2 separate regions of the Homo sapiens genome follow, and region 1 is linked to region 2. The links are chromatin loops, found by intact Hi-C in ENCODE. Cell type or tissue: dorsolateral prefrontal cortex. All regions are shown on one strand. Links, peaks and the distances in the headings refer to the core of each region. The heading gives the core; the rest is flanking DNA.

Region 1 (16,133 bases), core at 2,618-10,617, 51 kb before region 2:
GCCCTGCTGCCTCTGGGCTCTGCGGGCCTCTTTCCCCGGGTGGAGGAAAGGGCAGACGGCCCTGCTCTTTCCTGCCCTCTATTATCCCTCCCTCTCCGGCCCCCTCCCTCTCCAGCCTCTGGCTAGAGGTGGAGCAGCGGGAAGGCGGCGGGGCGGGATTGCGGGGGTGGGGGTGGGGGTTGTGTCTCCAGCCTGGGTGAAGACCCAGAAAGCTGCGGGGGAGGGGGGTCGCTGGGTGGCCCGACGATGCCTCGTTTTCTCCCCAGTTTTCTTCTCCCACGCGAGTTCTTTAGTGTGGTCTCTTTTTGGACGCCTTGGGTGCGTTCGGAGTACGCGCTCCACGTTTCCAGGTTAAGTCAGGTTAGTGTGAAGTTTCCAGCCACTCTCGGCTCTGGGAACTGAACTTTCCCGGGACTTGCACTTCCTCCTCGGCGCTGGGGTTGGAAAAGACCACGCCGCATTTGCCACCCCTTCTTCTAGTTAAAACTTTTTTGGGGGGGGGGTGCAGGGGTGTAGATTGGCTACCTGATGCTCGTTCGCCCCAGAGGAGTGTCAGGAAGGAGCTTTGTCTGGGGGCGGGGAGGGGCACAGAAGGCCACCCCTGCGGGGTCCAGGTCTAGTCTTCCCACAACCTGGGCTCCTCCGCGCGGGCCAAGCTGAGCGCGCGGGCACCGGGTCCTCCTCGCGCGCAGCTGCAGCGGACGCCGCCGCGCCCCAGCTGCCCCCGGGTTGCCAGCGCTGGGTGAGGGCACCTCTCCCCGAGCCGCTCGGCGGCTTTCTGCAGCCCTAGCTGCCTCGCCCCCAGTATGTGACGTGGGTGACAATGGCCCAGGTTAGAGCAAGCCCCTCGTCGGCGCGTCCTGGGTGGTCGGACCCGGGCAAACACAAATACAAACCGATTGCTAAGCTGCGGACAATGAGCGAAATGTAGACAAATGTCCCGCTCCCGTTGGAAGCCTTTGTCCCGGCTCGGTTTTTGCATTTATTTCAGTGGCGAAATAATACATGATTGACGCTCTCTTTCAATGTGTCCTAACTGTTTGGAATAAATCTAAGGTTGTTCCTAGTTGTCATGGCATTCAACCCTTTTCAATGGACTATCTCTTCATTCATTTCTGAATCCGTCCACAATATTAAGGAAACCCCTTCATGTCGACGCTCCCCGATTCCTCTTTCTCCTCCTACTTTTTCTTTTCTCCTTTCTCCCCCTCCTTCCCCCCTTTTTTCCCCTGGAAGAATTAGAAACTTGTTTGAATCGTCTTCCTCGAACCCATTACTTTTCGTGCTTTTTTTTTTTTTTTGCTCGCTTTCCGTCTCTGTCTTTCTCAGCGCCCCCCCTCCTCCGCCCTTTCACGTGGGAGCTCGTCGCTCTGCCCCGTCGGAGGAGGGAAGTTGGTTCTCCAGGAGTCGGGGAAGCGTCGAGTTTGGATCCAGGGGCGGGAGTGGGCCTGCCACTGCTATTGTTACTCAGCTGCTAAATAAATAACTGGAGAGAAAAAAAGTTCCTCAACCCAAGCGTTGCAGCAAAGACCCTCCTTTTGTTCCTCCTCTTATTCCTCAGTCCTAAGGGGGTGGAGGCTGTCTTGGGGTCCAGGGCAGCCACTAGGTTGGGGACCCAGAATAGGATCTGGTTGGGCCAGGCAAATTCTTGGGTCAGGTGGCAAAGGGGTCTTTGGCAGCAAGTGTCGTTTCTCGCATATCCCCAGAGCCCTCTTAGGTGGGGGAGTGCCCGCAGAGGCCTCCCAAAGCGTGTTCATTTCTTCAGCTGGGAACCACCTCGCTGAAGTTCCATGTAGTTCCCAACTTCTCTCCCCCTTCCCCAGCATAGTGACCCTTTCTTCTCAGGATCTAAATCAGCACCGCTGCTATTGATCAAGTCCCCTCCCCTCACCCGTGGGAGCCTGCAAGGTCCGCAGAGCGCCTGAGAGAGGATTGCTTTCCTAGGGGAATCCTGGCTCCTGGAATTAATCACGGGGAGGGAGTGCTGCCATAGGCGCCTAGAGAAGGAGGCCCTCAGCCCAGTTCTCAAAGGTCGGGTTTGCCTTTGCGCCTGCCCCTTAGCCTCAATGACCAGCCGAATCCTTCTGGGTCTCAGCTTGCGGTGTCCTCTTGTCGGAGCACCTGAGGCGCCCACTTCCCCTGCCCTCGCAGGACGCCTCCTGGACTCCGGCCCCTCCTACACTTTCACCCCAGCGAGTCTTCCAGTTTTTATTTCCCCTGGCCTGGGGGCAGCTGGGCAGGGAGGGAGAGAATTGGAGAGAGCTTCGGCCTTGCCTCCTCCGCGATCGGTGCTTCCGGGTCCACAGCACTCAGCCTCTCCCGGGACCTCGAGACTCATTTCCCCATCACTTCTCGTCCGTGTGGTTCCCGCGTCCATTTCCAGAGCGTTAACATTTGCAATTGAAAAGGCGCTGGGAGACCGCTGGGAGGTCCGTAATTGAAGGGGAGAAACTGGGCTTGTTAGTGGAAGATCATAAAATGCAAGTCCCCCAGGAGCGGCCTGTGGACGCCGGGAGGCCTGCGCAGGCCCAGCTGGCGGCCAGGGCAAGTCCGGTGCCCAGAGCACAGTCCAGTGTCTCCTCAATTTCTTGGGCCCGGCTTGCGCCCAAAGAGCCTAGGGGCCAGGCGCCAAACGCACCTTTTCTGTCCCAATTAAACAGGTGATTGCATCCTGAGGACTCCCCAAGAGGCCTCCCCGAGAGTACCACAGCTAGGCCTTCTAGAGCCCAGGAGCTTTGGTTCTCTGCGATCCCGCACACCCGCAGGCTGAGAGGCCCTGCCCCGCTCCCTTCCCCCTCCGGAGGGTTCTTCAGTAAGGGCCCACCACTCCCACCCTGTCAGCGTCTGCCTGCACCAGTTTCAGCTCCTGGTCTCCCCCACTCGGCATTCTTTAGTAAATTCTTTCCAGGTACCGTCTTGCACCCAAGCGAGTTCAATGTCCTCCGTTCCGTCAAGTTTGGGTTTGAGCTTTGGGCTCAGCTGCCGTGGTCTGGAGACCTCGTAGGCACTCTGCAAGATGCCTCGTTCTGCTGCATGCTTGGGGAGGAAGTTGAGCTGGGTGCTGGAAGTTCTGAACCCAGCATGCCCCGGGCCGGAGGAGATTTGCTTGGTGTCTCCTTAGCGTCCCGAACACCGCGCGCCCCTGCTGGGGTAACCTGAACAGCTGGACCCCTCAACTCGATCTTTATTATCAGCATTGGGGCTCCAGATTCCGTACACATCTCTAGCTCTATTCATTCTTCCTAGGTTGAGAACGGACGCATTGGGAGTCCTACGCCCGGGGGAAAGGCAGGAGAGGGGAGGAAGAGAACCTGTGCCCCTGGAAGCTAGAGGAGAGCCTCGCTCTCTCTGCTGCTCTGGGTTCCGCAACGAATTGAGTTCGGGTTCAGGCGGCTGGAGCGGGCGCGGGGAGGCTGAACAATCGCCGGAGGCCCAGGAGGGGAGGCGAATGTACACAGGCTAAGTGGCCCCACTCCAGGACAAGTGGCCCTCTAAGTCGGCTCAGTGTTTACCTGTTTACTTTCCCAGGTAGCTCAAACACGAGCGCCTTTTCTGCGCTCCAGGGCACGGGGGCCGCCCAGAGGCACCCTGCTTTCCCGGCTTCTGCCCTCCCACGCCTCAGCTTTACGCCCCCTGTTGTGGGGGTGCGCTCTAAACAACAGCAAACCAGGCAAGAAAGGAAGATACAGGAGAGCAGGCGAGGCCTCGGCACACCCTACGGAGGGGAGCCTTTCTTGTGCCTGTGGAAGAAGTGGGCTCCGTGGACGGCATCCGACCCTCCCCCCATCCCTGTTCTGGGCACCTCTTTGGAGACGGCGCTCGCATCCTTCCCCGTTCAAGCCGGTGGTGAAAGCTTGCAGTGCAGGTACCTGCCCCCTGTCCTCCTGGGGAGTAAAGGGCAGAGAAAGTCTTCGGGGGTAGGGGTGGGGTCTTGGGGCCTGCTCTAAAGAGGGGGCGACCTTGAGGAGCCCAAAGCTTCAGCAGCCCTAGGCGGCACACCTCACACTCCCCACCCACAAAAGCGCTTCCAATCATTAAACACACAAGGTCTTTTCCCTTTATTTGGAAACACTAATTTGTTTGACTTCATTTCATTTCTTCGTCTTTTTTTTGGAATGAAAAAGGGTTGAAAAGAAACTCCTTTCCTGGTACAGTATGTGGCTGAGCTCTCAGGCCCTCGCACATCCCATCTCAGATAACAACCTTCAAGTGGATTAGTTTATTGTCTGGTTAGCGCCAAGGTGCAAGCGTTTGTCTTCATTCACTCCGGAAACAAAGCGCGTTGCACCTTCCTGCTCCAGCAAGGATTAACGGCGCGGACACAAAGGTTTTGTCGGAGGGGGAAGGTTTATTTTATCTTGGGTTGGAGACTCAGAGCGTGGCATGCACTTGAAATCAATGGGGAAGGAAAATGTCACCCAATCTGGTCCCTGAGTGTGGCGATAAAGACGTTCACCTTAAGGATGGCATCTCCAAAACAGCCCCACTTTGGCTTCGACTTCCAATGCGGGAGCAGGGGCTGCAGGAAGCAGAGGTGTCAGCTCTCACGTCCTGGATGAAAGAAATAGGGGAATGCACCCCAGGAGTACTACCCCGTGCTGGGACCTTTGCTAACCAGAAAATGAAAATCCATCCCAGCTCCAATTGCCCTCACCTTCTGCCCCCGGAGAAGGAAACAGGGTCATAGGAAATCCCTTCTGTCTGTGGGGTGGCAGAGTGGAGTCTCTGGGTTGGGGAGGCCTAAAGCTGTGTGAGTCTGCAACTTTGGAGAGGCCAGACCGTGCCCGGCAGATCTCTGGCAGGAGAGACTCACAGCCATTGGACAGGTGGACGAGAAAGTGGGCATTAGTGTGAAAAGAAAGGAAATCTCAGCCTGCTTTGGGTTCAAGCCTAAGGTGAGTTTTTTTTTTTCCTTTGGTCCATATTATATTAACTCTTTAAATTGCCCCAGGAAGGGAAGAATGAGTGGATGCCTCCCAGATGGACAATCCTCCCAAGTCAACTAAGAAGGAGTTGGGTAGATAAGTTCTCCAGGCCCAGAGACTTTCAGATTCTGTGTCTGGGGGAAAATCCCCACCCCGTTCCTACAGAGTGGCGGGAACCCCATTGATGCCACGGAGAGAACTGATCCTGGGACCTAGAGCCTGGAGTCCCCCTGCGATTAACTGTGGATGCAGGAGGAAGGCATCTAGGTGAGCTCCCTTCTCCCTATTCTTTTTCAAGGCAAAATATACAACACTTTCCCAATTATCTGCCTCCCTCCCACCACAAAAGGGGCACATATCTCCCAAGGATGTAAATAGTAATAGAAATTAGTATTTGTCTTTCTATTAATCAGCTTCATTGTGTGGGCATAAGACCCTGCGGGCATATGTTAGGACTTTGATAAATGCACTTTAATGAGATCTTTAAAAATGCATCCAATAAAATAAAAGGCGAGGAAAGCCGTTTAACTTTCATGGATGTTAAATTGAACACGAACTGTGGCTCCGGGCACGCTACAAAATGGAACCGGCCTCTCTCCAATATTTTCTTTAAAAACCTAGCTTTAAGCCCCCCTCGGGCCAAACGAGCCTGTCCCAGCCAATCCATTATCACCGGTTTATTGGGGAACCAAACGCCACGTCCCCCTGGGCGAACTCCTTGGCTTTATTCGTTCGCGCTGCTCTAATGACTAAATATGTTACAATGAGATTACGCATCGTCAGTGTTGCCTTCAGGAACGTTCTTTCAGCCAAGCCCGACCTTCCCCGGATGAGGGCGATTTCAATACGGGAGATCTGGGTTTCTCCAGGAAACACGCGCTGAAAGCACTCTCTTATCTGAATTTACTTCTTAACACGTGACAAAATCATTACCACAAGACTTTGGAAAACAAGCGGCTCTCCTAACGGGTTGCATTCAGCACTTAAAGCTGGGTCGGGCAGGCTGATGTGAAAAGTAGTTGTCGGTGGCGCGGAGAAGGCACGCTCTTAGCTGGAGCTAAGGGCTGGTTCCGGGAAGGACAGGGAATGCACCCTTGGGCCCTCGGGCACAGAGAGGGGGTTCCTAGGGCTCTGTCTCTCTCTCTCCAATGTGAGCCCCAGAGGTTCACAACCTTCCCCTAGACGCAACGTCCCCTTTCCACCCCCAAGAGCCACTAAAGTCGAGAAGGCGCCAGAGGAGCTCCAAAGGGCCTCCTGGTAGTGTGTGCGTGTGTGTTGTGGGAGGAGGTTGGGGCGGAGGGGGCGCCCCTCGGAGACAAGGACCCCACCGAGGTTCATTTCTGATCCTCTGGCGATCTCTACTGACACAAACGAGAACTGTCCGGCGCCGGGCGCGGCCCAGGCGACACTCGCCTCCCAAACTCCAGTCTTCAGTCGCCTCTCCAGAGACCTCAGTCCACTGCGCGGGCCCTCAGCCCCGGCTCCTCCTGTCTGCGACTCCCACCACTTGCCCTCGTGCTCATCACCACCGTCCCCTCACGTCCCAGTTCCGTCTGAGGAGAAGCCCCTGTCTCCACTGGGCGCCATCTCCAAATTACCTTCGGGACTTCTGCCTCTGTTTCAATCCCCGATCCCGAGCTCCCTGCGACGCACAGGGGGCGACTTACCCGGTGGAGGTGGGTGCAGCGGCCGCCCCTTCCTCACCGCGGCCCCGCCAGCCGAGGCGCAACCGGCCCCGGGCAATCGGGAGGGAGCTAGCCAGGCGCTCCGCGCGCCCGCTCCGCCTTCTACTCCCGGAGCTGCGGCGACAGCCCCGCCGCATTTCAAGGCGCGTCTTTATCTAGTACTCCACCTACCCGGACCCCCCTCGCTCTGCGCCCTTCCCCCACCGCGCGCCCTACCAGGCGGGGCTCAGGGGACCGCAGGCGGGGACCGCCGCGGGTGCCGCGCCCCTCCCTCCTCCTCCGCCTCCCAGCCCCGCACCTTCCCAGCCCCTGGGACAGTCCCGCTTTCCCTGACCGCACCGGAAAGTGCGCAGCGGCGGGATCACCTGGCCTCGGCGGCTGGTAAAACTTTTCCTGACTGCAGGCGCGACAGAGGGGCCCTGCCCGTCCTCGAGTGCTCGCCACTCCTGCCGTGATCCGCAAAGTCGGGGAGAACTTCGGAGGCCCGCACTTGCCCACCTGCTGCGTCCGGACTACGCGGCTTGGGGATCGAGCCGAGTCAGGACCCGGGAGAGCGAGGGGCTCATAACCGGGGTCCGCCGTGAACCCGAGCTCCGGCGCCGCTCGGCGGCGACGACGGTGCCCCGAGACCCCTCTCTGCTGGCAGGCCGCGGTGACCGTGCCCGGAGCGCGTTCCCGCGCCGGGCGGCTGTGGCAGGAGGACCAGACAGTCAGCGCCTGGCAGCGAGGGCGACGCCGGGCTTCCTCCATCGCCACCGCCGGGCTCCGCTGCGGCTCCCGGGCTCCGCCGGGTGCCCCGCGCCATCCCCATCCCGCGTTCACCGGAAACGCGTGCGAGCTGGAGGCTCACCTGGAGCGCGACTGCGCCGCTGGAGCCTCGGCTGGGCGAGCGCGCAGGTCCCGGCCGCTCTTTATCCCGAGTCGCGGGCGGCTGCGGAGTCGCGGGCGGTCGGGCGGCGGCTCGACGCGGCCGGCGAGCGCTCCCCCTCCCGGCTCCGGGCTCCTGGCTCCAGGCTCCCGGCCCAGCGGCCCCACCCTCCTAGCTCCGGCCCCGCGGCCACCGCGCAGCCCCAGCGGAGGGGGCAGCTCCCCCGCGCCGCGCGCGCTCTGTTTGTTTTCCTTGCCGGACTGACGTGAGTCAAAATATTGGCCATATGTTCAGCGGTAATAAATTGGGTATGAGCGCAAACACACTTGGGCTTCGATGGCTCTTTCAGCTGCCACATGGTAGGCTTTGCGGGGAGGGGGCTTCCACCCCGCCTCGGCCCCCTGCCCCCAAACGCGCGGGTAGATTCCCTCCCTCCTGCGCCCCTCTGAGCAGGAGATCTGGGACCCCAGGTTTCTCCTGACCCTCGCCCCTCCTCCGTCCCCAGCAGTGCCTTGGACTCCGCAGCTCCTGGCGAGCCCGGACTGCTGGTTAACAAGGTCGCCATCTATAAATTGCTCGGTCGCTAAGACGCCATAAAACCAAAGGGCCAGATGTGGCACGTTATTTATGTGTGAAACCGCGTTTACACTAGATACGCGGATCCAAGGCCGATAGCACGACTTCGCGGGAGGTCACAGACCTCTCGCCCCGGCTCCAGGCTCCTCCCCCAGCACGATCTCCTCTCCAGGTTGAGGGGTGTCGGTCTTGCCGGGAAAGGGATTCACCCCTGCAGCCCAGGAGGAAAGTGATTTCAGTGCGCTTGTGCCAAAATGCCACCTGTCCAGGATTAAAGGCAGTCTCTGGGGTTTATTTCCGTAGCTTTCCTCTTTCCCCTGCTCTTGGCTTCCTTTTATTACGGGCCCCTGGGAGGCTGTTTTATTTTCCAGGCAGTTGATACGTTTCATGGGACCTAGATCTGACACAGCAAGGGTAGTGTGCTAGAGATGCCCAACTCTGTGGGTGGGCGGGATTTGAGGGTGGGGTCTCCTGAGCCCTGAGGGAAGGATTTTGGGAAGCGGAGCAGTTCACCTGGCTGAGGGAGCACCTGAAATTATTCTTGCCTCGGGCGGTGGTCGACTCCAGTGTCGCATGTCACCTGCCTTATTTAACTTGAGGGGCAGCCGGAGCACTGGGAGAGGCAGCCCTGGCCTCGGAATATGGAATCCGGTGGCCCTGGGTGCTGCAGGAAAGGGAAGTAAATACTCTGTTCTAATAGAAAACAATCGTTTTGCTTTCCTTCTTCAGAAGGCGGCCTTAGGACTGCATGTCCCCAAACTGGTCACCTCGCACTTTACTCACATGAATTCATTAACAGTCATTGTCTCTCCATTGCCATTATTTTACTATTTCTTGAAGTGAACCAAATTCTCTCTGTGGTTAATAAGCACTGAGCCAGGCCCCCTACCTTCCTTTTCATCTTCAAAACACCTGGGGTTCCCTGAATGGCATCTTCCGTCTGGCCAAGGAAAATAAGAGATGAAAAATGTTGCCCTACTGCAGGGAAAAACATAAGCATTTCACTTTACTATTACCAGTTACCCCAGGTCTGTGTTCACTAGATAACTGTCCTTAGGTGGCTGTTAAGGGTGGAAAAATGATGCTGTTGAAAGAGGGTGGGAGAGAAGGGGAGAACCAACATGAGCTGGGGGTGGGGAGGAGAGACCCATTTGATAGGGGCAAAAAGAGCTATAAAATGAACCTCTGAACCTGAAGTGCTGAGCAGGAACAGTGACTCTCTGGGTTTGCTCTCTTGGGCTTTAGATGAGCTCCTAGAAAGCTTTAGTTAACTGCAGAAAAACCTGGGACTAGCTTCAGGGCTACAGGAGTGGTTGATCTTGGGAAATTACACTGTTTTTCACTCTTTTTTCTTGGATTTTTACATCTTTATTTATGGTTAAAAACCAAACTATAGGGTCTATTTTTGGGTTTACATTACCTCCAAGTGGAAGCGCTGAGATTACAGATCAATTGCTTCTTTGGGTGAAAATATTGCTTCATGACCAAAATTAGACAAGGGGATTTGAAGGCAGGCCTTCACATTTGTAGTCTTCGTGGGAATGGGTGTCTTTGTCTCACAAGTGCCCTGTGAAGAAGCTCATGCTTTCTTCCTGCATGTACCACAGATATGTGCTAGGCAGAGGATTGAGACGCAGACAAGGAGCTTAGAAAGTCAGTGTCTGGTGCTCCCAGGGTGGAAAACTGAGAGACACGAAGCAAAGAGTATATCAAGGCAGGCTTTACATCATTCCCTAGTTAGGAAAACCCATTTTAAACCAGCAAATGTAGCAGGGCATCTACTAGTTAACTGATAATAAAAATCCATGACAAAGAAGATGCAGTGGGGAGCAAGCATAAATGAAATACGACTGCTTAGATACAACTCCTGTTTCTTCTCTTTGGCCTTATTCAGCAATCCGGTGCTAAACTTCATACACTACATCCTCCAACCTCAACAGATTGCATGCTGTTCTTAGTTCCACCATCTTTTATGCTATTCTTACTTCAGAAACATTCCTGTCCTACTCATGGACTCAAAATTCACTGACTTTTCACACTGGAAAAACCTTCCTCCACGAAGCTCCCCGCAGACGCACCATCAGCTACAGTTGTTCCCCTCTAGGAGTGATCAGTTCTCACTTGCAAGTCAACACATAGTCAGCGGAAATAAATACTCTAGTGTGTTTTGACTTGAACTAGGATATAATGGAATTGTCTTGAAAAGAGTTATTCAAAGGTCCTCTCATGGAGAAGTTCTTTGCTTGTTATAGCTGTTGGCCCTGCTATGCAGTTGATTCAACTAAGGAAGCTAAGTGCCTTGCTCACACCTTACCTTAGCCTCACGTGTGGCCTCCAGAGAGGCACCATGGAGGTGAGAGCTGAGACGGAGTCTGAAGGAAGTAAGTACCCCAACCCCAGACCACAAAGGGCTCTCAGGAAGCAATGTACTTCTGCAAAGATCCCAGTGCACAATGGGGAGCTGAAGATGGGCAATGCCTCTCCGTGTGCCCTCAGCAAGTGAAAGTTTGAATGTGCTCTCCAGCAGACTTGATGCTCTTCCTTCAGTTCCTTCAGCAGCAGAGCCAGAAGGCAAGAGTCATGGTCTTATGAGGCTCTTGGGCTTTCAGAAGCCAAGAGTAATACCAGTTCCTTCTTATCTCCTGCAGAGAACCAGAGAACTGGGATAACAGACACTGCAGGACACAGATTGTTTTGTTAAAGAGTTGGCCACAGCCAAATAATTTGGCAACATGTATAAAATCTTCAAGAAGCAACAATCAAATTCATCTAGAGACAGAAACCAGACTAGCAGTGGCCTAGACTTGGGAGATAGGGGCTGGGGGGCTGGGGAGTAAGGGCTGAGGGGTGTGAGGTTTCTTTTTGGGGTGAGAGAAATGCTCTGAGATTGATTTTGGTGATGTTGCACAAATCTGTGAACACACTAAAAGCCATATTCAGTAGACATTAAATGGGTAAATTAATGTACACATTAAATGGGTAAATTGTATGGTGTACGAATTACATCTCAATAAAATAAAGCTGTTTAAAAAGCCAATGCATCTCTTGTTTATGTGGGCTAGAAGGTGCTGGGATAGAAGCTAGGAGGGGAGGGAGGCACTGGGGGAAGACAGGTGATCCTGAAAGTTGTCTTCCATCTTCCCAATTTTTATTCTGAGTATTTTCAAGCACACAGAAAAGTTGAAAGAATAGTGAACATTTGGGTATCTTCCACCTGGATTCAACATTTGTTAGTATTTTGCCACATATACTTTATCACTCTATATAAGTGTACTTTCATTTTGCTGAACTATTTGGAATGAAGATTGCAGAAACTTCCCCATGGAATAGTTCAGCAGGCATCTCCTAACAATACAATTCTTCAATATAATCACGACACCATTACCACACCTTAAAAATTAACAATAGTTACATAATACTGTGTGATATTAATTCTTTATTTACATTTCTCACATTTTACCAAAAACAAAATGTATTTTTATAGCCAGTCTATTTTTTCCATATCCAGGACTTATTCAAGGCTCATGTACTGTATTTGGTTTACAAAATATTTTAATGTCCTTATGCTCTTTTGATTTACAACAGTCTTCCTTATCTTACTCCCTCCCTCCTTTCCTTCCTCCCTCCCTGACATTGACTTTTTAGAACCCAAGGCATTTTTAGAACACCCTACATTCTGGATTTGCCAGATTGCTTTCTCCTGGTGTTATCTGCCTTGTTCTTCTACCCCTGCATAACTGGAAACTGGATGCCAGATCTGGAGTCATGATGAGGCATATGCTACACATTTGTGGGAAGAATGCCACAAGGTAGTGTGTCACATTGCATCTCATTAGGAGGCAAATCATGTTCTTCTATTAGACAGGCTAAGTTTGATCACTTGGTTAAGGTGGTGACCACCAAATCATCTCATGTGAATTAGTAAGTGATTGAGAAGTCACTGAGGGATAAGTGACCTTTGGCATTGTTTCAATATTCTTTGTCACTGAGTAAATATCCCCATATTCTCCAACAACTTTTCACCTAGAGGCTTGTAGCATTCATTGTCTGAATTCTCCCGTTTTTTTCTACATGTACTTGGTTTTTCTCCTCCATTTCCATTTCTTTTAATTTTGTTTTCCCTTGTAGTGTTTTCCTTCTCTTCAGTCCATTCTACTGGTGGCAATGAGGGACACTATTTATCTCAGCTGCTGGCATTCAAGACTAAATAAATGATTGACTCAGGCATCCTGTTATTGCTTTCCAGTAAAAAGATGCAGCAGAAGACTAGAGGTTTGCAGTGGAAAATCATGTCACTTTCCAGTAATATTGGTTTAGAGAAGTATTAAATTTGACACGTAAATCTGATCCTTTGGTTTTTGGTTGGAGGGTTTGTATTTGTGATGTATTTATCTTACAGATGCAAAGCCCCTAGATTGGAACAGGACTGAATTGCACTGAGTCCTGTGGTTAGAAGGGCTCCAGGCTCAAGGCAGTCTAGAGGGTGGGGCAGTTGTCTCATCACAGTGGGTTCACCATAGGTTAGCTCCTTCTCTCTTGCACTGCATGGATCACAGTCAGTGCCCCCTCCTTTTTCTTTGTCCTTCCTCCCTTTGGGGGTTATGAGTACCCCACTGAGAAAGGGAATGTCAAGGCAGGGCATATTGCTCTGGCAGGTACAACATGGAGAATAAATAATGAGCCTAGGTTTTTCCTCGAAGGCATCATGCAAATGTAAATATTGGAAGTAAAACACTTAGAAAAAGATGTGCAGAGAGAGTGGATTGGCATTTCATGGAATTATTCTGGATTCATGGTCGCCGACTCTCTGACATGTCTAACATGTTAGGAGTGGGAGAGCGAAGGCAGGAAATTATACTTAGTTATACTTTTCCCATCCTGAACAGCTTTCCATAGGTGATGCACAATGCATCGGCTGAATTACAAGGTTTGCTTTTGAGCCCTCTAGGGTTTTCTTTGAGAAGTTAATATTTACCTGACCCTGGTGAGTTTACACGCTTTGGGTGATCTTTTGGGAAAAAAGGTATCATGGCTGATATCTCAATAAAGTAAAAGATAAGGCCTGGTCAATTACAGCAGCAGGGGAAGAAAAAATTACATTTAGACCCAATCACAAAATTGTCATCTAGATTATGGTTGTCAAATTTTAACTGGTGTTGATGTTCTGTTGTGGATAGAAACAACTCATCATAAATCTCAGCGATTCTTTGACAGTTTTCAATTTCAATGGGAAGCACCATGGAAGTGAACTTGATAAAGGACTTGGCAATGAGGAAAAGTTTCCTTTTTTTTTCCTCTTGTCAATTTAGAGCTCATCTGAGAATTTAGAAATCTTCTTGGGTTTAACATTTAAAATTGTTTGCAGATCAACTTTTTATATTGTAAGGATTTCACTTCAGAGAAAATGGCATGGCCATTCTGCCTGCCACAGAGGGAATGAAATGACTCTAGACTTGTTCTAAAATGATTGAATTGATACATTAACAAGCGAACTGTTTTTACGTAAACGGTGTGTTTACTGGACGTATTTTTTTGCTGGGGGTGCAGTAACAAGTACCACAAACTGGGTGGCTTAAAAAGCAGAATCTTATAATCTCCCATTTCTGGAGGCCAGAAGTCCAAAGTCAAGGGGTTGGCAGCATGGTTCCCTCTGAGGGTAGTGAAGGAAGGGTCTGTTTGGGTCCTCTCTCCTTGCCTTGTAGATGACCATCTTCTCTCTGTATCTCTACCCATCTGTCCATGCTTCTAAAGTTTCTCTTTTTACAAGGATGCCAGTCATATTGGAATTAGGCACCACCCTAATGACTTAAATTTAACTTGATTATGTTTGTAAAGACCCTATATTCAAATTAAGTCATATTCTGAGGTACTGCAGATTAGGACTCCAACATACCTCTTTCTGGACAGGAGGGGGCACAATTTAACCCATGACACTTTGGATGAGTTTAGGGTGGGGATGATGAAGATCACAGAAGGCCCAAAGGCTCCAAGCCATCGTACCCTCGTGATGCCAAAATTTAGTCCAATTCTAGTGCCTGCCTCTGAGTACAAACGCCTTGGGTTTGGGTGTTCAGTGCGGTGGCGGGCCTCTGGGATTTGATGGTATATGACTTTTAAGCAGATGAAAATAATTTGGGATAGCAATCCCATTAGGAAAGTGGGCATATATGTATTAAATAAAAAAGACAAGAAAGTTTCCTGGATCTGTTTTTCCTGCCAGTGAAACAATGATGAACTTGGCCTATTTGAGCTCTGCCTACTATGGCCCTTTCACATCTTTTTTTTTCACCAAACATACTTCCTTTGGATATTACAATATCCAACTGTACGTCTCTGATAGACATCTAATTCTCGCTGAATTAATGGGAGATTTTAGGCTTAATAATAACTTCCAGTGAATATAAAGATGTAATTATAAGGCCTCTGTCTTTATATGACTCAAGACTTTTAGGAGCTCACAGCATACCAAGCATGGCCTCATTACTGTAATCCTCTTAACATCACTTGGACCCCAGTTACAAGTATCACTACCTCCACCTTAGGGGAGGAAAACCCAAGGAACAGGACAGCAAGGTCTATTGTCTGATGCTTCAAAGACGGACAGACAGGGCCCCACTGTTCCTTTATTATATTCTTTATTCTGGAGAGTTCTCCATTGAGCTAGATTGTCTTCCAAAGCTATCCTTGTTCTCCATTTTAGCTTCCCCAGTTGCTGTTTGCGTATGCTAGCTGGTATCTGGGGCAGGAGCAGTTCTGGATGAATTGAGAAGAAAAACGACAAAACTTCTATTATAACGCACTGTTTATTATTGGATCAATATGATCGATGACCACCTGTCAGATCTGTAACATTATCTGGGAACCAGCAGATGGAGCTGTTACAGATAGCATTCAGAGGTTTGTTTATTCTCCTGAGCACGTGTTTCCATCCTGGGGGAAATACCACTTCATTGTTACAACAGTGGAGTTGTCTGTGGCCAGATGTTGAGCACACCTTTTCTCTTGGTCCACGTCTGCAGAACTGGAAGGTCATTTGTATGCAGGGCCAAGGTTTTTACTTGGAAAAGGTAGGATGACAATCTTCTACCTCTCACAGGCCCTTATGGCAGAAACAGATGATTTCTGTGAACAAGGAGAAAATTAGATGTATTGTTTTTCCAGAAACCGCACACTTCGAATCACAGAAGTGTTTACATAGGGCAGGCTGGAGGGGACGAGAGAGACCTTGGTTGATGGTGACTCAGTTCATAAACACAGCATCAATATTGATAGACTCCAAAAGATGCATATGCAGGACATCTCTCGGGATTTGCAGGGACCGACTGTTCAGGTGAACATCCCGTACTGTTCGTTCGAGCAGGACACGGCAGATGCTTCTTTCTTGTTTTATGGAGGGTGGTGGTGGATTACTCTTCCCATCTTGTGCTTTTGAGGATGCTCCAAAAACTTTAAAAATTTATCCATGTTCCCTTTCACACAGTGGGTGTTTCTTTCCTCAGGCAGAAGGAAAACTTACCAATGGTTTTTGAATATGATAGGAAAGACCACCTGCAGGGAGAGAGTGGGACCCCTGCTCTCTGCCTCTGGTGAGGTCAGAAGGAAAGGAAACGTGGGGGCCATACGGAGGTGGAGGTAACAAACTGTTCCGACAGCCAAGGTTGATAAGTGTTCAAAAGTGTGCCCAAGGCCTTTTCCTCTCCTGTGGTTAATACTGAATTGGAAAATAGTGTCTGAAGAATCTCAGATGATGTAAATGTGGGATGAAGAGGTGGGGTGGGAGACCTTGTGTGATGGTTTCTGAATTATGAGTCTTTAAAACCTACCTGCAGCCAGGCGCGGCGGCTCACACCTGTAATCTCAGCACTTTGGGAGGCCAAGGTGGGTGGATCGCCTGAGGTCAGGAGTTCAAGACCAGGCTGGCCAACATGGTGAAACCCCATCTCTACAAAAATACAAAAATTAGCCGGGCATGATGGTGGGTGCCTGTAATCCCAGCTACTCGGGAGGCTGATGTGGGAGAATCGCTTGAATATGGGAGGCGGTGTTTGCAGTAAGGCGGGATTTCACCCTTGCACTCCA
Region 2 (16,133 bases), core at 4,973-12,972:
TGCTTTTTTTTCTTTTCTTTTTTTCTGGAGACGGGGTTTCACTCTGTTGCCCAGGCTGGAGTACAGTGGCACGATCTCAGCTCACTGCAACCTCAGCCTCCTGGGTTCAAGCAATCCTCCTGCCTCAGCCTCCTGAATAGCTGGGACTACAGGTGCACGCCAACATGCCCAGCTAATTTTTGTATTTTTAGTAAAGATGGGGTTTCACCATGTTGGCCATGCTGGTCTCGAACTCCTGATATCAAGTGATCCACCTGCCTCAGCCTCACAAAGTGCCGGGATTACAGGCATGAGCCACGGTGCCCGACCCACCAGAATATCTGTTGCTTTTGATGGGCTCAGTTTTGTGGAGAATTGTGAAAGTCTATGTGGAGGAAGGATCTCAGGTGGAAAAGAGGAAGAAATGACATTGGCGAGCTGGCTAGGACTGAGGGTACATGATGGAGAGAGTATGCAGGAGTTGACTGAATCCAGAAAAGTTTTGGATTTGGCTTAATTCAGGCAGGAAGTCAGCCCCTGAAGCAGACGTGTGACTAAACGAAGTGTGAAATGCAGGAGAGGCTCAGGGCAGAGATGACATTGGGAACCCAAGAAAGGGGCTGGAGAGCCCAGATGGCAGGCAGTGGAGGCCTTTCCTGGGTATTCCCACTGGGAAAAAAAAGGAAGGAAATAAGAGACTCAAGCGACTTTGAGGAGAGAGCGACTGTTTTAGTGTGGAGATGCTGAAGACCAGCATTTCAAGCTTGGGGAGCTGGATGGGTGGGAGGTGGCGGGGTCAATAGAGGGGAACCTGTGGAATGAGATGATCTGGGGGGAAACACCTGTGCGAATGGCAGGGGATAATGTGTAAGAAGGACAGGGTGCTTGTCCCTCAGGGACTCTGGTCTAATGGAGTCTTTCCAGGGCTGAGTGCCAGAAAATAGACCCAGGCTCTGCCCCAGGTTTCCGGCCGGCTGCACTTCACCATGTGCCCTGTTGGACTCTGACCTCCTGTTCTCACACCGAGACATTTTAGCCATGGTCAGTGTTTATTTAAGTTACTTCCCCTTGAGTTCACTGGCACAAAACACTGCCCGGTAGGCAAGTACTGCCTGTGCCCCATGAGGTCTGGGACAGTGCCCGCGGGTGTGCGTCCAGGGGCATCAGGAGTGCAATGTCCAGGCTCTCTGCTCCGTGCAGAGGCTCCTGCAGAGCCAGAGCGCTACGAGGGGGAAGGGGAACGTCTGGTTTACATTTTAATTTTAAAGATACTATTCAAATGCGGTACCGTTTTTTCAGATCCGAACTCAATTTTGCCCGTTTCATATTAAATTAGTCATCTCATAGTTTGCATTCTGTTTTGTCATTTGGAATTTTAAACACAAATAAAAACTCCACGTGGTCCCATGGAGACAGAACTGAAATAACTCAAAGTTTGCATCTTCACCTCTCTAGGCATCCTGCTATCATTTTTTATTTGGAATCCACCATTCATGGTGAATCTGCAGCATCCCAGGGCTTGTCTTGTGATTGCACCTGAAGGAAAGGCAGCTCAGACAACACAGCCATAGAAACCCACTTTTGAAACAGCCTGAGTCCACATGAGTCAGGTGCCGGCTGTAGAACTGAGAATTCTCTGAATTAACTTCTGAATAGGATGCAATGTTTATTAAAGGATCTGTAATAAAAAGATGCTATTTTGAAACTTACATTTATTTATATAAGATTATAACTTATCAGTAATCATCATGAATTATTTAGACCTTTGATCAACAAAATATTTTTTTTCTAGAGAGGAGGATTTTATTCCTGATCTCTTTAAGAATTGCTGGACCATGATAATAAAAAGCAGAAAAGTTTTATCAGGATTACTATTATTGTTAACTTTTCTACAGACAATGCCCCAGTGACCTGCCCTTGGTAGATCACTGACTCGCAAGGTGGTTATGAGGATTAAATGAATTAAAACAATTAAAGCACTTAGAAGAGGGCTTGATATTAGCTATTACTGTTTTTTCTACAACACATAAATCCCACTGCTAAAAGAATCCACAGGTATTTGATGAGGGCTGCTCATGAATCTCAAAAATCCTTACATTAAGAAGGTGGAAATAGGCCAGGCACAGTGGCTCATGCCTGTAATCCCAGCACTTTGGGAGGCTGAGGTGGGTGGATCACTTGAAGTCAGGAGTTCAAGACCAGCCTGACCAACATGGTGAAATCCCTTCTCTACTAAAAATACAAAATTAGCCAGGCGTGGTGGTGCACACCTGTAATCCCAGCTACTCAGGCATGAGCCACCGTGCCTGGGAAGTTTATTTATTTTTATTGTTTGTATGGTATTGTATTGTATGACTATGCCTCCATTTATTTATCCATTCTACAGTTCATGAACATTGGAGTTGTTCCAGATCTGGGCTAATAGGAACACTATGTTAGTTACCTTTCCTTGGTTACTAACAGGGTTGGGCATCCTTCATATGTCTGTTGGCTATTTGGATTCCCTTTTTTGAAACGCATATCAGGGTTTTGGGGGCCCATTTTTCTATGTTTTGTTTATTCCTTACTGATTTATAGACATTCTTTATGTAGTTTGAGCTCTCTGTCAGTTTTATGTTCCCCTAATATTTTCTCCCACTCTGTGGCTTGCCTTCTCGCTCTCTTAATGTTGTCTTTCGATTAACAAAATTCTTATATTTAATGTACTCGAATTTATCAGTTTTCTTTAACCTTCTAAAAGCTTTTTTTTCTTGGTCTTTTCAACTTGGTTTTCACATATACTCCACCTGGAATTGAATTTTGTATATGGTTTGAGGTAGGGGCCTCATTTCATGTTTTCCTTGTGGATACTCAATTGTCCCAGCCACATACATTTTTAAAATAGTTTTTTCTCTATCCTCCTTCAATTTTATCTTTGCCATAAATCAAGTGTCCATATATATCTGGATCTCTTTAAGAACACTCTATCCTATTCCATTAATCTATTATCTGTCCTTGTACAAACACTAGGCTGCTTTAATTAATGTAGTGTTATTTTAAGTTGATACTGGGCAGAGCAAATCCACTCTCTTCTTTGTTCTTCAGGAATAGCTTAACCACTTTTGGTCTTTTCATTTCCATATACATTTTAGAATCTGCTTGTTGGGATTTCAGTTGGGATCAGTAAATCTATACACCAAGTTCATGTAGGATTGGTATTTTTATGACATTGAGCCCTTCAGTGCATGAATATGGTGTTGCTTCTCATTTATTTAGGTCTTCCTTAATAAAAATTTACAGTTTTCTGCATAGAGGTCTCGAAATGTTTTGTTAGATTTATTCCTAGGTACTTGATATTCCTTTCAACACAAATGTAAATGATATATTTTTCTTTTAAATTAATATTCTAGCCATTTGTTACTAACACAGAGAAATGTAGTCGATTGTTGTGTAATGAGTAGCCTTGTAAAACTCACAGTTTCTAATATCTTATTCTGTCAGTTTTCTATGTATTCAATCATTATCTTCAAAATAAGAATACTTTTGCTCTTTCCTTTTTAAATCTTTGTGCATTTTAGTATATTTTTCTTGTCTTACTCTATTGGCTGAAACCTCTACTCTAAATGTTGAAGGGAAGTGGTTATTATGGGCATCTTTGTCCTCATCATGATTTCCAGAGGAAAGTATTTAATATTTCATTATTAAGTTAGATGTTTGCTGAAGATTTATTGTAGGTAAACAATATCACATTAATAAGTCCCCTTCTTTTTCTAGTTTGTTGATAGTATTTATTTTAAATAATAAATGAATGTTACACCTTATACTTGATTTTTGGATCTGTGAAACAATCACGTTTTTGCTTTATATTCTCAGTGTGATGAATTATATTGATTGATTTTTTTAACATTAAGTCAGCTTTGTGTCTTTGAGATAAACTAAATTTAGTAATGAAGTATCCTTCTATTTCATATCCCTGGATTCAGACTGACTTTTTCTGTTGTTTAGAATTTTTGCATCTACGGTCATACATGATATTCATCTGTCATCTCCCTTCCACTACGAATTAAGGTTTCAAGTCTACACTAGTCTCAAAAATGAGTTGAAGAATATACTTTCTTCCATTTTCTGAAAGACAGTCTAAAAGATTGGAGTTATTTCTCACTTAAATATTTTGTGAAATTTATACATATGCAACTTCATTACCTAAAAAGGGCCATCTTCCAAATTACATTAAAATTTACACAATTACATAAAATTTCAATTGTAATAAGTTATAATCATGTAAAATTGCAACCACATAATTAAAAAATTTAAAATGACAAATAGATAAAAATCACATAAATTACAATTTTATAAAAACTACATAATACATTACAAAATTACATGACAAAACCTTCCTCAAAACAGGCTTTGGAGTCAGACTGTCTCTGTATGAATTTTGGCGCTGAGGACAGGCTGTGCAATCCTGTGCCAATCTCTTTACTCCTCTGACCTCTCAACGTCCTTATCTACCATGGTCCCTCTACCTCCTTCAGATGTCAGGAGGAGTAAATGAAACAATGATATGTAAATCAATTTGCCCTGAGCTTGGTCTATAAAAGGTGTTTAATATTTGGTAACAACGTTCATGATTATATGTTAATAATTTATTCACTCAAGTGTTTATTGAGCATCTATTGTGGGGCCAGGCATGCTGGATACTGGGAAAGCAACGGGAGGCAAAATTGGATGCGGCCTTTCATGCACCCGGAGCAAGGATTCAGCGTTTGTTCCCGCAGAACCATGACCCACCCCCACTGAAATGAAATGGAGGCCAGTGTTTACCGGGCCACCTCTGCGTACCTCTTTTGAGCTCTGCATATTGCTTTTGTGCCAGATGGGCAAGAATAAATGAAAGCAGCCATTTCTGCTAGGGAGCAATCAGAGCTTAATATTGAGCTTTTTGGAAACTGACTCGTAGCAGTCATAGGCAAGGGCCACTTCCTTGAGGAAATGAATGAAGACGTCTTGCTTTTCCTAAGCTAGGTTCCCCGTTTGTATTTCTTGACAAGGGCCAAATGTGTCATACAAAGGACTGTTTTCATTGTCCCTGTTTTTCAGTTTCCTCCAAGCCCTACCAGCTTCTCTGCTTCTGCAGGAAGTTTACCAGGAAACAGGTGCACAAAAGGAAGAATTTGCTGAGGCCCTGGCAAACTGGAAACTGAATCCAGGTGGCCAAGGTCTAATCCTCCCCTACACCAGGTAATTTCTCTCCCTTGCATCTGATCTTGTGAAGTCCATAGTTCTCAGGTGGCCCATGGCTCCTCCAGTACTTCTGGAAATCTTTGCACCAGTGCCTTTTTTTTTTAATTTTTTATTTTTTGCCATACATGGCTTTGATTCTCTGCTACACATTTCTCAGATGGTTTTATGAGACCTCAGGAATAATACCTATTTCTTGGCTTTGTGTGAGGACTCAGTGAAACATGTTAGGAATGCTGTGAAGTCTGGTTGGCAGTGCAGAATAAGGGCTCATTTATTGGACTGGTTGTTGGGTCAGGTGGGGCAGTCTATCTGTAGATATACAGACACATAGATCAATGAACATACAGATGGAGATACAGCTATATAGATAGATGCACATGTACACATACATATAGTGTATTCACATACATGTATTAATTCAACATTTTTTCTTTTTTGAGATAGAGTCTGAGTCTGTCACCCAGGCTGGAGTGCAGTGGTGCGATCTCGGCTCACTGCAACCTCTGCCTCCTGGGTTCAAGAGATTCTCATGCCTCAGTCTCCCTAGTAGCTGGAATTACAGATGTGTGCCACCACCACGCCTAGCGATTTTTTTTTTTTCTATTTTTAGTAGAGACAGTGTTTCGCCATGTTGGCCAAGCTGGTTTTGAATTCCTGACCTCAAGTGATCTGCCCTCCTTGGCCTCCCAAAGTGCTGGGATTACAGGTGCGAGCCACTGTGTCTGGCCTAATTCAACACTTTAACAAATAATCCAGTGCCTACTATATGCAATTCACTGTATTCATATTTACATGAGTGGATCAATTATTAGTCCTATTTGTGAAATCCAAAAAAAGAATCTAACATTTGAATTTACGTAAGAAGTGTTGGAAAAACTGTTTTCCCAAATGAGCTAAGATGGAGGAATGGGACTTTTAGGAGTCGGCTTCACAAGTTACCTGCTAATCATTGATCTCAATGTAGGCTAATCCCAGGCAGTGAGAGATGGCCATTCGAGGGCATCACTGCAGAAGACCTGGCATTCTGCCTCCTTTTGGAGTCAGACTTTGGTCCCCTGCAGTGTTTGCCATTGTGGGGGCATCAGATGCTGATGGGCAGAATGAATGTGGAGGAAGTTGGCTTCACTAGGGCAAGGAATGAATGGCCACCACTGCTTTTGTGCCAAAGGACTAAGCCTCCCTGGGAGAGAGGACAAGAACAGGCTGGAGGAGGGGTGCCCTTCATCATCTTGTGAGCATCTGGGCCAAGTTCAGGGCTGGTGCTCTCGTTCAGATAGATTTAGCTGGTGGTGCAGAGATCCGTGAGCTTGCTTTTACAGGACTTTAATGATATATAAAAGCAGCACGAGGTGCTCCTGACTGTGGATTAATTTGGAGATGACTTTCTCTGTTGAAGAGTAGCAAGACTCTCGCGAGTTCTTAAAAATGCACTTGTTTGGTATGAGAATGAAAAGCAGTGGCTGAAGAACCAATCTTCAATGGGCAAGCCTTCTCTGGTAAGTTAAACAAATTCAGGCTGGGATTTAGAGGAATTCGTGCTTGTGTAAGGATTAGGGCATGCCAAAGTGAAAACTCCAGTATGCAAAAGTATTACTGAGAGGTGATTTAGAAATACAGATACTTGCGTTTATTTGACAGATCTGGAGCAGTTACTGTCTGCTGCAAAGGTTGCCACTACGGATGCAAGAGGAAAGGGCCCTCATGATTTCTGTTTGATTGTGGCCACCAAGACTAAATGGCGGAATGTAGGAATTACAAAAGCATGGAGGAAGGGAGGGAATTTTTGCAACTCATGAATAACCTTGTAAATGGAAAAGCCTGCTTTACCCCTGAAAAAGGAATAAAAGACTTGAGTTTACATGAGAAGTGTTAAAAAAAATTTCCCGTATACCCTTGCCTTCTGGTTAATTCCATTTTAAAATTGTAATTTAAAGCTAAATTAAAAGTAAGCCAATGTTGTGGAGGCGTGGAGTGGAATACAAGTACCTGGGCCCCACTTCCCAAGATCTGGATTTAGCTGGTCTGAGATAGATCCTAAACTCTGAATTTCTAACAAGCTCCCAGGTATGCTGATGCTGCTGTTCTGCACGTCATACCTGGGGTGGCACTGAGTGAGAGGTTGTTAGTTTTCCATTTTTGAAGGTATTGAGCAGAGAATGGTTCTCAAATTTGGCTGCATTAGAGTCAACTGGGGAGCTTTAAAAAAGCCCTAGTATCCTGACTGCATCCCAGATCAACAACAGCAGAAAGTCCCATAAAAGCAAGCTCATGGATCTCTGCACCACCAGCTACATCCATCTGAACAAGAGCACCAGCACTGAACTTGGCCCAGATGCTCACAAGATAATGAAGGCTGTGGGGTTCAGGCATCTGTATTTTTAATAGCTTCCCACATAGTTCAATGTGTAGCCGAGGTGAAGAACTGCTGCTCTAGGAGGAAATTATTTGAGGCAACGGCAACCAAAGGTCTTAGTCATCATGAGGTGTCAGAATCACTTTGGAGACCACGAATATTTTGTAACGCTTCCTGTCCTATCTTGAAATGAAATTCACAGATTGTATAATCTACTTACATGCATCATTACAAAAAGTTCTTTCTGTAATATAAAGGAGAAACAAAAGAGAAGTTGAAAAAGGTAACTTTTGGTAAACACACACACACACACACACACACACACACACACACATATTCGATAGGTAAATGCTTGGGCACAAGCTCTCTAGAAGACGTAATAAAGTATCCAGGTGTTTGTCTTGTAAGAATGTGATCCCGACAACCCCAGAGCCAGGCCAAGCCTGGAGCACAGGACCAGTGACTCAGACACTACCGGCTTGGCGTCATGGTGCCGTGGTTTTCCATACTGGTGAAAAACGCTCAGTAAATTTCTAGGCACAACAACACACGTTGACTGACTCTGGGTTCCTGCATATTCCGCTCATACTAAACCAGGCGATAATGCTCTATGATTACGTGTCAGAGAGTTAGGGCCTAGGGTAGGTAATTAGCAACTGGTTGTTCACCGACATGCATTTCAGGCTGAATTTTGAGCATTTCAGAAATTCTAGCTTCCCTCTTCCTCCCCCAAATGCGAAGATGTCTCCACTATAATTGAGCAATCACAAACGGCCCCTTCCAATGTCTCAGGGCTCCCCGTTGAACACCCATGTGGAATAAGGAGTGAAGGTGAGCTCACTGAAATGCACTCGATGCCAGTTCCACCTTCCACACCGGAGCAGCGTCCCGCAGACCAGGGCTGGTGGGCGAAACTGGTGGGCAAAATGGGGTGGGCTGGATAAAGGACTCCCACCCCAAATGGCTGCAGGGGCCTATTTGAGGGAGTGGAGAGAGAAGGGTTGCGGGCTTCCAGCCAAGCTTTACCCTCACTGAAAGTTCAGGTTCAGGGCCCAGTCCCCCAGCGTGAAAAAGGGACCCTTATAAAGAGGTAAAGGGGCTTCCTTCAAATCCCCTGCACCCGCGCCCCCTCCCTCAAAGATAATCCTGGGAAATATTTAGCGATCTCCAGTGCCCTCTAGTGGCAGATACTTGTCATGCCAGGCACCAAAAGATGGTTAATAATTTTTATTGTTTAAAAACATCACACAAGCCCATGCAGGTTCATACAGTAACAATCTCAAGCTTTCCTGCATTTCCTTTTATCATCCCGATCTTACTACACCCCTAGAGAACATTTACATTCCTTTCCTATGCATTTACAAATGATATATATGTATATTATATATTCGTTTCTATATGTTACACAGAGATGTAGACATGTAGAAATATACATTACATGTGCACATATGAAGTGTATGACTTATAAATAAGCATAAAATATATTTTGTATGGCATATATGTGTATATATTTTATATTTACAAATGTAAAAATATTTTAAAACTTTATATAAATATATAAAAATATAATACATTTAATTCTATGCTTTATACAATATGTTTATATAAAGTTTATGCTTATATTGATAATATATTTTTATGTACTATATAAAGTCTGAAAATATATTGTATAAGGTTTATTTTTATTTTTATTTATTTATTTTTGAGACAGGGTCTTGCTCTGTTGCCCAGGCTGGAGTGCAATGGCACAGTTCACTGCAGCCCCGAACTCCTGGGCTCAAGGGATCCCCCCACCTGAGCCTCCGAAGTAGCTAGGACTACAGGTGCAAGTTGCCATGCCTGGCTAATTTTTTGTAGAGACAGGATCTCCCTGCGATGCTCAGGCTAGTCTTGAACTACTGGGTTCAAGCAATCCTCCTGTCTTGGCCTCCCAAAGTGCTTGAATTACAGGTGTGAGCCACACACCCGGCCTGAGGTTTTTAAACACAAAGTGATCTGACTGTTTTACCGCTGCATGCTGTTGTGCAGTGTGGAAATAATCTGATTTGTTTGATTTTTCTCCCCTACAGATGGACATTTAGATGCCTTTCATTTTTCTTCCATTGCAAGAATACTTTGTACATATATGTGAGTTTTTCTATAAGAAACACTTCCAGCTTTTCATTTAAGTCAGAGACTCAAATCTGAAATGCAAAAGCTTGTAAAACTGTGAAGTGTTAAAAATCATCCCGCCAAAGGAGTGAGGTGAAGGGAAGTTTTATAAAATTGGAATGGAAGGAAAAGGCTGGACAGGAGTGGGATGGCGTGGCTGAGAGGGAGATAGGAGGCTGGGTATGGATGAGGAGTGGGAAGTGTGGGATGGCGTGGCTGAGAGGGAGATAGGAGGCTGGATATGGATGAGGAGTGGGAAGTGTGGGATGGCGTGGCTGAGAGGGAGATAGGAGGCTGGGTATGGGTGAGGAGTGGGAATTGGGAACACCGTTTTCACCTAAAGCTGTATTCAGGGCCTGGGGTTTTTGTTTTTGTATTTATTTAGAAAATAGATAAAACTTCTATCTGGTTCAAAATTCGACAACAACAGAAAGGTGTTAGATCTCATCTTCCTTATTCTTCTGTCTTCCAGCCGCTCCGTTCTCCCCAGCAGAGCCAACTAAAGTAATCAGCGTCTTCTGTATCCTTCCACAGATAGTACATGCATAAGCAAAAAGAAAAAAAAAAGTTTCTTTCTCTTTCTCATTTTCCCTTCAAAAACCACCAATAATTGTACCTGACATACATAGCCTGCCCCTTTTCTTCATTAAATAATGGGAGATTATGTCATTAGGAAGAAACAGATTTCTTCATTCTCTCTGCCTGGCATTCCATTATGTGGATGAGGTGTTATTTATTTAAGCAGTCCGCACCTGAAGGACATCTTGGTTGGTTCCAATCTTTGCTATGACAACAGTGCCACAATGAGTAGCCTTGTACAACTGTCATTATGTGCATGTGTGGGGACACATGTAGGATACAGTCCTGGTAGTGGAATTCCTGTCTCAGAGGGTTTTTTAAAAAGAACTGCAAGTTGCCGTCTGTGGAAGCCTTGCCAGTTTGTACCCTTGTGTGTTCTGCTTCACCTCTACCAGCACCGGAGTCACTGAGCGTTATGTTATTTGCCAACTGGATAAGTGAAAAATGGTATCTCAGGGCACGTTATGGGACATGTTAAAGTATAAGTGCAGCCAAATATCTTTTCAAACACTGATGAGGGGCCCTGGAGTTTTAGTGCCTTTCTTTAGAGGAATTTTAGGTGCTGGTCTTACTGACTCGGAGCCTCTTCCTCAATCTGCATCGCCTTAGCTGACCCCAGTGCACTTTAGGGCATTACGTGGATTTGGGGTTTTCTCATCCTGCTCTCCTTCCTTTGGGAGTGGCCTCCAAGGCAGCTGTCTTCCCATTCCCCTTGCTTCCCTCCTATCTCCGTCTCAGCCACGCCATCCCACTCCTGTCCACAAGCCGGGTGCATGAGCCATTCCAGAGGGACTTTACCTTGCTGGAATAAGCGTGGTAAGGGGCCTGGGTGTTGTGGTCCTCCCTCCTTGGGCTCTGGTGCTCTGGTTCCCAGACTGTGACCCACGATCCTCTCGCGTCCAATGTGCGTGACCTCTCCGTCCGATAGCACAAGCAATTCTCAAACAGCCACTTGAGCTGGACGCCCCCGGACATGCCCTGCACTTTTCCAGCTTTACATCCTGGCCTGTGTTGCCCCCTCCATGTGTGATGCCCTCCTTGAGTCCGGCATGGGTGCACGGCTGCCCGCTCCAGCAGGTCAACCCTCGGGCCCATGAACTTCCCCTACACAAGCTCTTGTGGCACCAACTGTCTTCCTAGGTGGTGGCCACACCAGGAAACATTTCCCAGCCTCTCATTGCTCTTGAAAATTGTATCATCAAATAGCAGCACATGTTAAACAGTTAAGAAGAAAATTAACATGCAAAATTAACAGAAGAAGAAAGAGAAAATGCAATCTGCCCAAAGCTGTTCTTGACAATTTTTGGAGTGATTTAATGTTATTTTAAGTTTTATGAAGAAAGTACAATCTTATCAATATTTGTATCTTGCTATTTCATATTCACTGCAATTTAATATGTAAAAGTTACCACAGGGACACTAAGTGGTAAAGAGTTAATGGTCTTCCCTGATTCCCACTGCCTGAGGCCAAATTTCCATCCACGCCAAGCATGCTTTTCAGCATCTCCACCTTCAACTGCTGTTATCTGTCTGCCCTAGCTTCTTCCAGCGCCCCAGGGAAAAAGCTGCATCACATTTTGGAGGGAAATAAAGAAAGAGAACTAAAGACCTATTGGATTTCAGCCTTTGGTTGGTGGTTAATAACCTAGATAGCTCAGGCATTTTCCAGGCTGGAGTGCAGTGGTGCCATCATAGCTTACTGCAGCCTCGAATGCCTGGGCTCAAGCAATCCTCCTGCCTCAGCCTCCTAAGTTGCCTAGTTAATTTAAAAAATATTTTGTAAAGACAGGGGCTTCACTATGTTGCCCAGGCTGGTCCCAAACTCTTAGCCTCAGGAGATCCTCCTGCCTTGGTATCCCAAAGTGTTAGGGTTATAGGCCTGAGCCACTACACTTGGCCCAAGAATTTAATTAAAGAGGTGGGATGAGCAAAGAGTTCCTGGAGGGAAGCTAGCTTTCACCTGCCTTCCTGCTACCTGGAAGGTGCTGTTTATGAATTCAGGATTCATCTGTCCACATTGATGGTTTTCTTAGCTTGTGAGGTTACTGAAACACCATTATTACAGATAGAAAACTTTCCCCAGTGGCCCCTTGAGACAGGTTGAATAATGTCACTTAATCTCTATAACCTTCCTCTTAAATAGGCATGGTCACTCTCTCTTTTAATGATGAGAAAAACGGGAGAAGAGAAGTCCATAGAAGGATGGAAACTTGGCCTCAGGCGGTGGGGCTCAGGCCCCTGCTCTGTTCTGGTTCCATGCACTTAGTGGATGGGAAGACCACTAACTCTTTACCACTTAGTGTCACTGTGGCAGCTTTTACACATTGAATTGCAGTGAATATGAAATAGCAAGATACAAATATTAATACAATTGCACTTTCTGCATAAAGCTTAAAATAAAGTGAAGTCACTCAAAAAAAGGTCAAGAACAGCTTTGGGGCAGATACCTTCCTTCCTTCCTTCCTTCCTTCCTTCCTTCCTTCCTTCCTTCCTTCCTTCCTTCCTTCCTTCCTTCCTTCCTTCCTTCCTATGGAGATATTGTTACAGGGAGGCCTATGGGATCCTGCCTAACTAGTTTTGGAGGCAAATGCTATGTGGGGGCTTGTAGGAGGCAGCGCTGTGCTTGCTGGAGTTAAGCTCTAACCTGAGTTGGGTTTGCATCCAGCTGCTGGTTGGTCCAGGGAGGTCTCCAGCTGCTGCTTGGAAACCAACAAAAACAGTAGTGAGTTCCAGAAACGTTGGAGTAAGGTGGTGACTTGGTGATAAAAAGTATTTCTGGAGGAAAGGGAAAACACTCCCATTTTATTATCTGTGAAATCTGGTGGCCAATGAAACCACTTCCCACTGACTTGGGTGGGGAAGGCAGATACTTAGATTCACGTTCCCAAAGGAGAACATTATGCAATGGAAGATGTAGCTTCACAGTATATCCCACTCTGTCAGGACTCTGTGCTGCATATAAACTCTGATGTGAAAAGCATTCTTCCTCCCTGGGATTGTGCAGTTCCCAGGCTGGGCAGCTGTATACTCTAGCCCTGGATAGGTTGATTTGTTTAAGGAAGGCTGTTTGCTAGCAGGTATACAGAGATAATGCATTTTATATGCAGAGTTAGTCTCTTTTAAAAAGAGAAAGCTGAAAAAGCCTGAAGACATAAAAAACAATCTATTCACTCCTGCGCCTCTCCCTTCTGCAGACACAGAACTTCCCTGGCAGCTCTGATCTGGGGGCTTCCTGTAGGTGCAAAGACCTGGTTCTTCAGACTCCATCCATGGAAGGAGGGAACACCAGTCACGGGGAGGTGGGCTCTGCACTGGGTTCCAGACACAGCAAAACAGGGCCTGGCATAGGTAGGAAGGGGAAAAGGAGGCCCTAGTCAAAGGGCAGGGCAGCCTCAAAGTTGACCCCAAGGCTGGGACCAGGGGGTACTTCTGCTCCTTTCTGTACCCAGAGTCAAAAGAAACAGTTCATTCCTCTTAACCCTTTCATTGAATCCTCCCCGCAACTTGGCACCCCTGAAACCACATAGAGAAATCACTTCTGTTGTAAACCCTTTCTTGGTGGCCCCCTGTGGCAGCAATGACTTAAAGCCTCATCACTCATGATAGTTGTGTTCTATAAAGCTGCCACGAACACTGAACTAGTAGACGCTGAATCGTTGCTCCTAGGAGAAGCATAGGGTTAGATTCCTGCTGGCCTCTGGTCATGTTTTGTCAGCTGATCGGTACATAACATCATTCTATGTATGTTTCTGTTGACAGATGCCTTGTTGGTGGTATAGTGTGAATCCATTAGCACTGAACTCAGGACCAGCAATGGTGTGACTCAGGCCTGAAGGAAGCTTTTCTAGCACATGGATTTCCTCTGTAAGGCACCTCACAGCCTCTCGTGCCTGGGAACTCTAGCCAGCACTGTAGCACGATGCCTAGGGCCATTATAAATGTGAAATCACCAAAGAAACCCCACAAAAATGTGAAAATCACGGCACTAAATAGACCACAAAAAGGATGCTTGTTTGACTGCAAACAAGTATGAGAACTGGAACCAGAAAGTAGGATGTCATCTTGTTCTTCCTTAGCACTGGATGACTCAAATTTCTCTCCACTCTGCCAGTGTCTTTGAATGACCAGGAAATTGCTGGGAATATTGATTTTGGGATAACAAATAAATTTTATCGACTAGCTGAATTTGCAAATATGGAGTCCACAAATAATAAGGGTTGTTTGCATCTTGAGTTAATTGCCATTTAAAAACAATGTCCTTTTCCAGTTTGTTCATTCATCGTGGTCCAGGTCTCAAAAGTGATTCCTCCCAGGGGTCAGGTGGGCAGTGCCAGGGTCTGGTGGTGACTCAGGTGGAACAGAGGTCACTGGCCTTGTCCAAAGGAGGCTGCAGCTCCTTTCCTCCTGCAAGCTTGGTAGGGGTTGGGGCCTCATCAATTTTTCTTGGGAGGGGCCCATAGTGGCATCTGTGTGAGTGTGGCCAGGGATGTCTCTGGAAGAGGGGGTTGCAGACTGAGATTTTCTGTTTATTTGGAGGGTGAATTTGGGGTGCTGAAGGGCACTGGGGTGTCTAGGGCTTCCTATGTCTTCCCTTAGTGCTACCTCTGGGACTCCATTTTGTCAGAGTTCCTGATATTTCATGAGAAAGCTGGAAATCCAGGTTTTTTTTTTTTTTAATCAGAAATGTCAGGATTTAAAAATATAAGCAGCTAACTAAAAATTCAAAAATCCCTAACCATTGTGCAAGCCAAATGAAATAGGCATAATAAACATGAGCTGCTATGTTCCTAGGTGCCTGGTCAGCTGGGATACAGGTGAGGGGCTGACGGCAGGTGCAGGTGACCCCCTTGCCCACTGCCTGTCCATTCCATGTGTTGTTGCTTGGACCCATTAACATTGTCTGCCTCATATTTCTGTTTGAAGAAAGTTCTGCTACGTGGGTGAGTCTTGTCTATATTGAGAGCAGGGTTGAGCTGCAGTCAGTTATAAAGTCTACCTTCAGTGGGATATTATAAGGGTTCACATGAATTGAATTAACAACATTTTTATATCTGAGGCTACACAATCCTAAAGGAAATGTGACTTCTACAGAGAGAATGAAGATGTTCCTAGCACTTTCAAATATATCGAGCGTTCTCCAATAAGTGTATTTTTTTCATCTTGTGCATCTTGTGTATGAAAGCTTTCTGTGAGGTTATGTCCATGAAAACAAACGCCTTTTTTTCTTTTCCTCATAAAAGCGGAATAATGAAAGATAAGGTTAAGGTTACACCATGGCTACAGTGGTTGTCAACAAGCCTTTTGAGATTGTCTTTTTCTGTTGAAATCAGTTAATGAATTGGAGTTTTCCACTGAGCTCACAGAAGGTAGCTTTTCAGATCTGGGAGCAGATAATCAGAGAGACACTTTTTCCATGCAGCATGTTGAAGGGCATCATTTGGTCTTGTGGCTACACCAGCTGAGTCTGGTCCAGGACCAATCTCGCTAATTACCACAGGTGGACCTTTGGCCCAAGGAAGCAAACAAGGCTTTGGGGCACTTCTCCATGGCCGCCTTGGGACCCTTCAGAAGTGATAAGCCGCCAATCTGGAAGCTGCTTGGGTGATAATGATTCTCGAATGGGCTTTTATGTGGACGAGCAACATGACCTAAGGCACCAGGGATACCAGAAAGGACACTTTTTATGCAGCTTGAAATGTGAGTAGAGAGCAAAACAGATTTCAAAAGACGAGCACCGCCGCTCTCTCGACATTATAAAGTGTCTTCTGAGTGACAACAGTGCATCCTTGTGCATGAATTGCACTTAAGCTTTGTATTTTTGGAAAATAACAATCTGTGTTTTCTGGTT

Evidence for each region. Peaks named below come from ENCODE experiments on the same cell type or tissue, not always from the same donor. Only the 100,000 strongest peaks of a DNase experiment are listed, where the experiment ranks them.
Region 1: it touches region 2 in a loop (2.4-fold over the local background); 25 of 110 quality-filtered maps call a loop at or near these places.

What each region holds. Positions count from the first base shown.
Region 1 is chr20:21,515,105-21,531,237 of GRCh38, forward strand. BETALINC1 (Beta cell long intergenic noncoding RNA 1) reads left to right here and starts at 15,018. Exons shown (of 2, transcript XR_007067726.1): 1 at 15,018-15,121; 2 at 15,216-16,133. It also overlaps a transcript of NKX2-2 not described here. RefSeq lists enhancers at 657-1,157, 5,785-6,599. In dorsolateral prefrontal cortex, for the core only: CTCF peaks have their summits at 6,308 and 6,519; DNase peaks (open chromatin) are centred at 5,954, 6,307, 6,897 and 7,647; H3K4me3 peaks cover 3,403 bases; H3K27ac peaks cover 6,284 bases; H3K27me3 peaks cover 7,825 bases.
Region 2 is chr20:21,563,551-21,579,683 of GRCh38, forward strand. It overlaps LINC01727 (long intergenic non-protein coding RNA 1727), which reads left to right and starts at 6,474. Exons shown (of 4, transcript NR_109880.1): 1 at 6,474-6,698. RefSeq lists an enhancer at 10,702-11,202. In dorsolateral prefrontal cortex, for the core only: CTCF peaks have their summits at 8,748 (motif pointing left) and 8,949; a DNase peak (open chromatin) is centred at 8,621; H3K4me3 peaks cover 2,116 bases; H3K27ac peaks cover 417 bases; H3K27me3 peaks cover 1,176 bases.